Regions from separate parts of the Mus musculus genome. Here region 2 is linked to region 1. A link is a contact called in ENCODE POLR2A ChIA-PET data. All regions are on one chromosome and are shown on one strand. The core of a region is the stretch at or near the end of the contact, and the rest is flanking DNA. Distances in the headings are between cores, read along the strand shown.

Evidence for each region. ChIA-PET counts read pairs that join two places held with the same protein, here RNA polymerase II (POLR2A).
Region 2: POLR2A ChIA-PET joins it to region 1 with 31 read pairs in embryonic stem cell. The contact joins the promoter of Svip here to the promoter of Fancf in region 1. POLR2A ChIA-PET finds 5 or more read pairs at or near these places in 5 of 5 experiments (Patski and embryonic stem cell).

The regions. Positions count from the first base shown.
Region 1 is chr7:51,860,750-51,863,973 of GRCm38, forward strand. Fancf (Fanconi anemia, complementation group F) reads right to left here and starts at 1,518. Exons shown (of 1, transcript NM_001115087.1): 1 at 1-1,518. The coding sequence starts at 1,505. The coding sequence ends at 474. It also overlaps a transcript of Gas2 not described here.
Region 2 is chr7:52,004,462-52,008,004 of GRCm38, forward strand. Svip (small VCP/p97-interacting protein) reads right to left here and starts at 1,557. Exons shown (of 4, transcript NM_001160345.1): 1 at 1,277-1,557. The coding sequence starts at 1,330.

The DNA of each region.
Region 1 (3,224 bases), core at 268-2,767:
ATACAAAAGTACCCTTCTTGGAAAACGTAAAGCTGCCTTTTCTTTTTAGGGTGAATCTAGTTTTAGTATTCTTACAAATTAGCTTTATACGAAACAAGCTGAAAATTCGATGGCTTTAAGAATTCTTTCACGATTAATGATGTAGCTCAGTGGTGAACACTAACATAGGCAGGGTCCTGGGTCCATTACCAGAACAAAAACAATCTCTATATAATACATATTATATAATATATAAATTTATAGATATTGTGCATATTATATATATTTATATTATGAACCATTTAAAATTGGCCCCTGAATAATTAGGTTTTGGGAGCATGTATATAGGGAATTGGGGAGAACACTGACAATTTGTAAACTGCATAGTCAAGAAGTAGCAGGATGCTGTGCATAGAGGCTTTGGTGAGAAGTATGCTTGTTATTCCCTCTATGGGACAGGGTCTGTCCAGATGCCCAGCCTGGGAACTGAGAATCTACTCTAGCACGATCCCACACTCAAGCACCACCAGGAGGTCTGTCCAGATGCTCATCCCAGGAACCTCGAAATCTCCATCCAAGGCTTTGCGGGACCTTAGGGTCACCAGCACCTCTTCCTGCAGAAATGGCTGGGCATGGCACAAGCTCTGCAGCCTTAGGCACAGCTCTTCCCAGGGCATGTCCTCCATCTGTGTAGGGACCCAGGCACCCTTTTGCAGATCATAGTGCAGCCGCGTGGCCCACGTTGTGAGCAGGTCCAGGTAGGCGCGAGACAGTGCGTGGTGGCAGCCCGCCACGGAGGCCAGGCGCTTGGCTGGCAGATGGCGGCAAAAAGCGGCCAATACCTCGGGACTTTCGAGAAGCCAGCGCAGTAGTTTCTGTGTCTCATCCGCACCCGCAGGGTCCGTGGCCTGGGCTGGCTCCGGGTCTTCCTCGCGTAGCAGCAGCGCTTCGGCAGTCACGTCGAGCACGTGCTCCCGCGGCCCGCGCGTCCACAACGTGTCCAGGAGTTTGCGCGCGGCCGCGGAGTCGGCCCCGCCCAGCTCGTGCAGGCGCGCGTCCAGCAGCTCCGCGTGCGTGCGCAGCAGCGCGCTCCTGGGCGCGTCCCCGCCGAGGCGGCACAGCAGGCGCAGCGCGCTTCCGCGGCGCGCCAGGAGGACCAGGCGCGACTGCGGCACGTCGTCTCGGTGGTCCGCGGCGGGGCCCGGGAACAGCAAGCTCGGCAGCGCGCGGGCGGCGGCGGGCGCGAGCGCGCGGTTCCGCAGCAGGCGGAGGGCGAGCCGCGCGTCCCCGGACTCCAGCGCCGCGAAGCTGCGCAGCCCGAGCGGCCCTCCCCGCGCGGGGAGCCGCCTCTCGAGCGCCTCCCGCACGCGGCCGCGGCCCGCGAAGCGTCGGTACACGTGGAGCAGATAACGCGCCCACTGCAGCGCCCTGCGCACCTTTTCGGCGTCCCACGTGCTCACCAGCGACCCACACGACACGGCCAACAGCTCGGAGAATCGCTCGGTTTGCTGCACAAGCGGCTCCATGGCGGCCGCTTCCGCCCTGACATCCCGAGGCGCGAGCCGATTGGACATGAGCGTGAGCGCCCGCCTCAGCGTGCTGTGCCATTGGACGACGGCCGTGTCAGTCTCGCACCATGGTTTCCGGGGCACATTGGCGCTGAAAATGAACTAGGGCAAAGTCCCAAGCTTTTACTCTGGGTCTGGGAGAGGACGCGTGAGTGCGAGTTTGAGCGCTAGGATTTTATGTGCTCTTTTGTTTTAAAAATGCCAGTGGTAGACATTTAGGCGCTTCCCCGAAAGGGGACCCATGTTCATCATTATTAGCAGTGCGGATGTGATCTGCTTGCGAACTCAAAGCTCTTAAATGGCCCGTTTCCCTGGTACTTGTGGAACCAGGACCCTCACACGCTGTGCTGTGAGTTCCCGGGCTTTTTTCCTTTTTCCTTATTTATATTGTTTACTGATTCTGAGGAAACCTATCACTGAATTGTGCAAGCAGCCTTTCAGTTTGCAGTCCTGCCTCGACTAACCTAGTGACTGGCAGCACTATCCTGAGGCTTACTAGCCATGCAATAAATGAAAGTTTAAGCTCAAAATTAATCTACACATTTATGCTAGACTCTGAATAGTTCTGGGCATTCTTATCAGAACATATAGTTAAGCCAGTTTTGTTTAGTTTTTAGCCATTAGCCCAGACTATAGTGTTTGGCCTTGTGATTTTATTTTAGTCTGTGTGATGGGTTTTAAAGTTTCAGGTGGTAGCTATTAGGAATTACAGAGGTCACTGGTTCATCCACTTACTAAATACTAAGTCACGTGATGTGATAGCCAGTGAAGGACAGGACTGGCGCAGTTGAGATAAATGTAGTTAAAGCTTCCCTGTCCCACAGGAAACACTAATGTTCCTTAGAGAGACTTCAACTTCATAATGCGGTAGACAAAAATAAGAGTCACTAGATCTTAGATGTTAGGGAAAGCCCCATTAAACCTTCCTTTCAACTGAATGCCCAAAGAATACACCTGGAAATGCTTCAAGGCCATGGGAACCGTTAATAAGTCTTAAGCCACCAGAGTGAAAACCAGATCTAATCCAGGGTGAGAAAGAAGTCCAAAACAGCTTCATTTCCAAGTGGCTGGGACAGTTCAGAGAAACTTCACCAGTGCTCACCTTTTCAAAACCAATATTATGTTAAATCTCAGTACCACAGTGAGTAATTATTTGTTTCACAGTAGCCATCTTTTATTAAGTAGCTATGCATCCCTCCGACAGTTTCCCATCAGAAGAATGCACTTTGGATTTCGAACCAGTTTTCCATTTAATTTGGAACAATCTATGTAGAGGCTGAAAGATGATAAACACTTTAATTTCAAGAAACCTATGCACTTGAGGCAGACATTGGGAGGATTCCCAACCCATGTAAGTGTAATTCAAATCAGATTTTGTGTAATTTTAAAGTGCCAGGTATGGTGATTTTAAAGACCAATTGGAAATGGATAGGAGAGCACTGAAAGGCTATATGGACTGATCTTTGATTTAGGCTGCACAAATACTTGCACCATCAGAGGATAGTGGAAAATCACGTGAGAGGAATCACACAAGTTAAAATGTCAGTGTAATATGTGAATACTGTATGCTGAGAATGCCAGGATCAACCTTCCACCTGCTGGTCACACTCTGCAAATCCCCAATATGTAGTAAATAAGAACAGAAAATGGAAGCCCAGTGTTAGCAAACTTTTATTA
Region 2 (3,543 bases), core at 307-2,806, 140 kb after region 1:
AAATTGTGTTTAAACTATAAGGATGGAAACATAATTTAAAGTTTGTTAAAAAGTAGGATGAGGAAGGCTGGACTTTGGGGAAGACATTTAGAACCAATGGACCGATCTCCCTATGAACCATGGGGAAGAGAAAGTCAGAGGCTCTTGTCCCATCTCTGGGACACATGGTATTTTTCTATGCCCTTTACTTCTCATGTGTAAAGTCTTTAAATACACTGAGACAATGAATAGCATTCTCTTGGGATGTAGTTTTAGCCATTCCTTCTCCGCCAAGTGCACACATTCGTCCATCACAATGATTGCTGCCAATTTTTCTAAGAACACAGCAACGAAATGCAGACATCCATGCATACAAAGCTTGAGTTTTGATTAGTGTGTGGAAACAAATGTAAGCAAATACACAAACATGCATCTGATGGGAGTAATTACCCAGGAAGAGATATAATAACCATGGTAGATAAGGAATAGGAGGGAGGTTTCTAGAGCATGTTTATTTAGGTGGTCAGAGAAATTGTAGGTGTTAAGTGAAATACACCGGTGGGCCCTATGGCTAAGGGCAGAGAATGGGAGGAGAGATGCCTTAACAAATGCTAGCAGAATAATATTTTTTCTCATGAGCTAAACAAAATTAATAGCATTTTAAAACAATAGCAGTCATAAAGGCAAGTTGAACTTCCTCACATCTACTAAACAGTCACTTTAGTGTCTATAACCTAGTGGCTAAGATATTATTAATATACTTCCCTAAATCTCTCATTTCTTCAACTAATCTTTGGCTACCCTGAGAACCGATGTTGAGACCAAGTTAGATTGTCATATTATCAAGTACGGGTAAAGGATATTAAAGTAAGTATACTCTTACTGCATAAGGCCTGCTTGGATTCGAATATCAAAAAAAATAAAATGCCTGTCTTCACATAAAATTATCCCAAACACAGCACTACTAGGAATCTACACGTAAACGTATTGCTTGTTTATGTGGGATTTAAACCTGGGCTTCAAACCGGCTGTTAAAACTGAGCAAAGGGAAGGCGCGGGTTAATTATCCTCTAAATGGCGAGAGGAGCGGCGCGTCCCGGACCTTCTAGGTACAGCTGGTACAGACAAGAGAAGAGACACATGTCTGGAGCAGCCACTGAAAACAGCAGCTCCAACCTATGCCATCCGAGGAGGGTCCTTAGGGGAGGGTCAGGAGGCCCAGCAGGTGCACCTTCCCTCCGACTGCACTGCAACGGCCGCCGCGTGCAAGACTTGCACGGGGAGGCCGTCTACTCACCGGGCTCGGGGATGGTGGTGCGGACTCCGCGGGACAAGGGAAGCACAGCCCCATGGGGACGCAGGCACCCAGGGCCGGGAACCCGAATCCTCGCTGGGGGCTGCAGCAGGCCCCGCCCAGGAGCAAACCCCGCCCCCACCTGACCTGCTGCAAAGCTCCGCCCCGCGCCAGGACCTGCCCCGCAGTAAGACCCACCCCATCTGAGGCGCAAGCGCCCCTCCCCCTCCTCCTCGCCCCCCCTCCCCCGCGAACACCACCACAAGCTCCGCCCAATTTCAAGCCCCACCCCTGTCCTGCCCTTGGCAGACCCCACCCTACCCGCCCTAGCAACAAGCCTTGTCCCTCCAGGCCTGCGGCAAGCCCCGCCCCCAGGGCGAACCTGCTTCGCCCGACCCGGCGGCAATCCTCTTTCATCCGGTCCAACATCAAGTCCCGCCTCCTCCACAAATCCCACCCAATAGGGTTTAACAGCAACCCAACCAAGGGGTTTCTCTCTTGAACCTTGAAGCCTCCCTATGGCAACGCCCCACCCATCTGCGGCAAGCCCCGCCCCTTCAGTAGTGCTACACCTGATCCACCCTTTAGCTGTCAGCCAGCTCCTCCAAATGAAACGCCCCACTCCCACCCCGTTTTCACACACAACCCCACCCTCCCACTCCCATCAAGACTCAAAATTCCACTCTCATTGCCCCGCTGATTAAGCACTTTCTGCGGCTGTGCGGAGCCCTGGCCATTCTAGGAGCTCTGCGCAAGCGTACTGGGCATGGGTAGGCACCTGTTGAATCCGCGCTAGGGAAAGAAGGAATTCTGGCCCTTGACACTCAGAAACCAGCATTTCAAGGGTGCTGTCTGCTACCTTGTTGGTATTTTAGTGAGGTCAGTACTGTGTCTCTGAGATGGCAGGATGGGAAAACTGCCACATAATCCCGTCTCAGAGGTAGCTCCTTGCTATCCACGTTTTCCGCTTAGGGACAACGAAAAAGTGCACCCAGAAAAACTTGAGTGAAGTGCGGCTCAGATTTTAATGACAGTAAGACTATTGTTTTCTCTTTCCTTCCTCTTCCTTCTTTCTCTCCGGTTCTATATCTCTTGTCACTTCGTGGATGGCCACTCACTCATACTACATTCAAGTGGACAAATCCTTCCATTTCCTTTTGATAAGCACACAGAAACTATTATTTGAAGTTGCTGTGCTTCAAAATAGTACATATGTATTTCATATTTCTATATTTCTATTTCTTATAAACGTGTGAAAATTTACCCCCAATTATCCACTCGGAATTTTGAGTTTTTTTCATTTTCAAGAAATTTCACATTTGTTAGTGTCATGTTTTGATAATTACAAAACACAATTAACAGAAAGTCATCTTAGGTGTAAGATTACTGATTTCTTTTTTCCTTTAGCTTGACCAAACTCCGATTTCTTTCTGATTGCCTCCCTATTCTTAAAGTTTTTACATTAGAAATCTTTCAATTTTAAATATTCCTCTGCCTTTTAAGATGTTCTTCTCCTGGCCTCTTAGCACTTTTATAACCCAGAACCTTATCAAGGACCAGTGTGTCCTTATCTTTGAAATAAAACACTCAGAAATAGACTTCTCGAGTTCCCCATTTCTGTAGAAGCCTGGGTGTTTAAATTCTCACAAGTTCCTGGCAGCAGATGCAGGTGACCCTAGGGCACCTGAAAAAGATCTTCTAGCTCTTTTTCAATAGGTCATGTGATTAGGGAAGGCTAATCTTGGTTGGGAGACATTTTCTTGGTCATTGATATAGGAAGGCCCAGCCCACTGTGGGTGGTAGCACCATCTCAGCCAGGAGGCAAAAAGTGTTCCTCCTTGGCTTCTGTTTCAAGCCTTGGCTTCCTTCGATGATAAACCATAAGCTATAATATGATATAAACCCTTTCTTTCCCATGTTGGTTTTAGTCAGTTTTATTATAGCAATAGAAAGCAAACTAACATAGTAACTTCAAGATGTATAATTGTTCCTCCCTTTTAGCGCGATGCACTTGAGTTCTGTTTCCATCGTAATGTAAATAATTCCTTGTTTGTTTAATTCTATTACATTGTTACTTCTATATCAGTTTGTCAGCTGATTTATTTTAATTAAAAATGCATTACATATTTCCAATTTTTTTGAGAAACCGCCAGATTGATTTCCAGAGTGGTTGTGCCAGTTTGCAATTCTACCAGCTGTGGAGGAGTGTTCCTCTTTCTCCACATTCTCTCCTGAATGTACTGTCGCTTGAGTTTTGATCTTAGCCATTC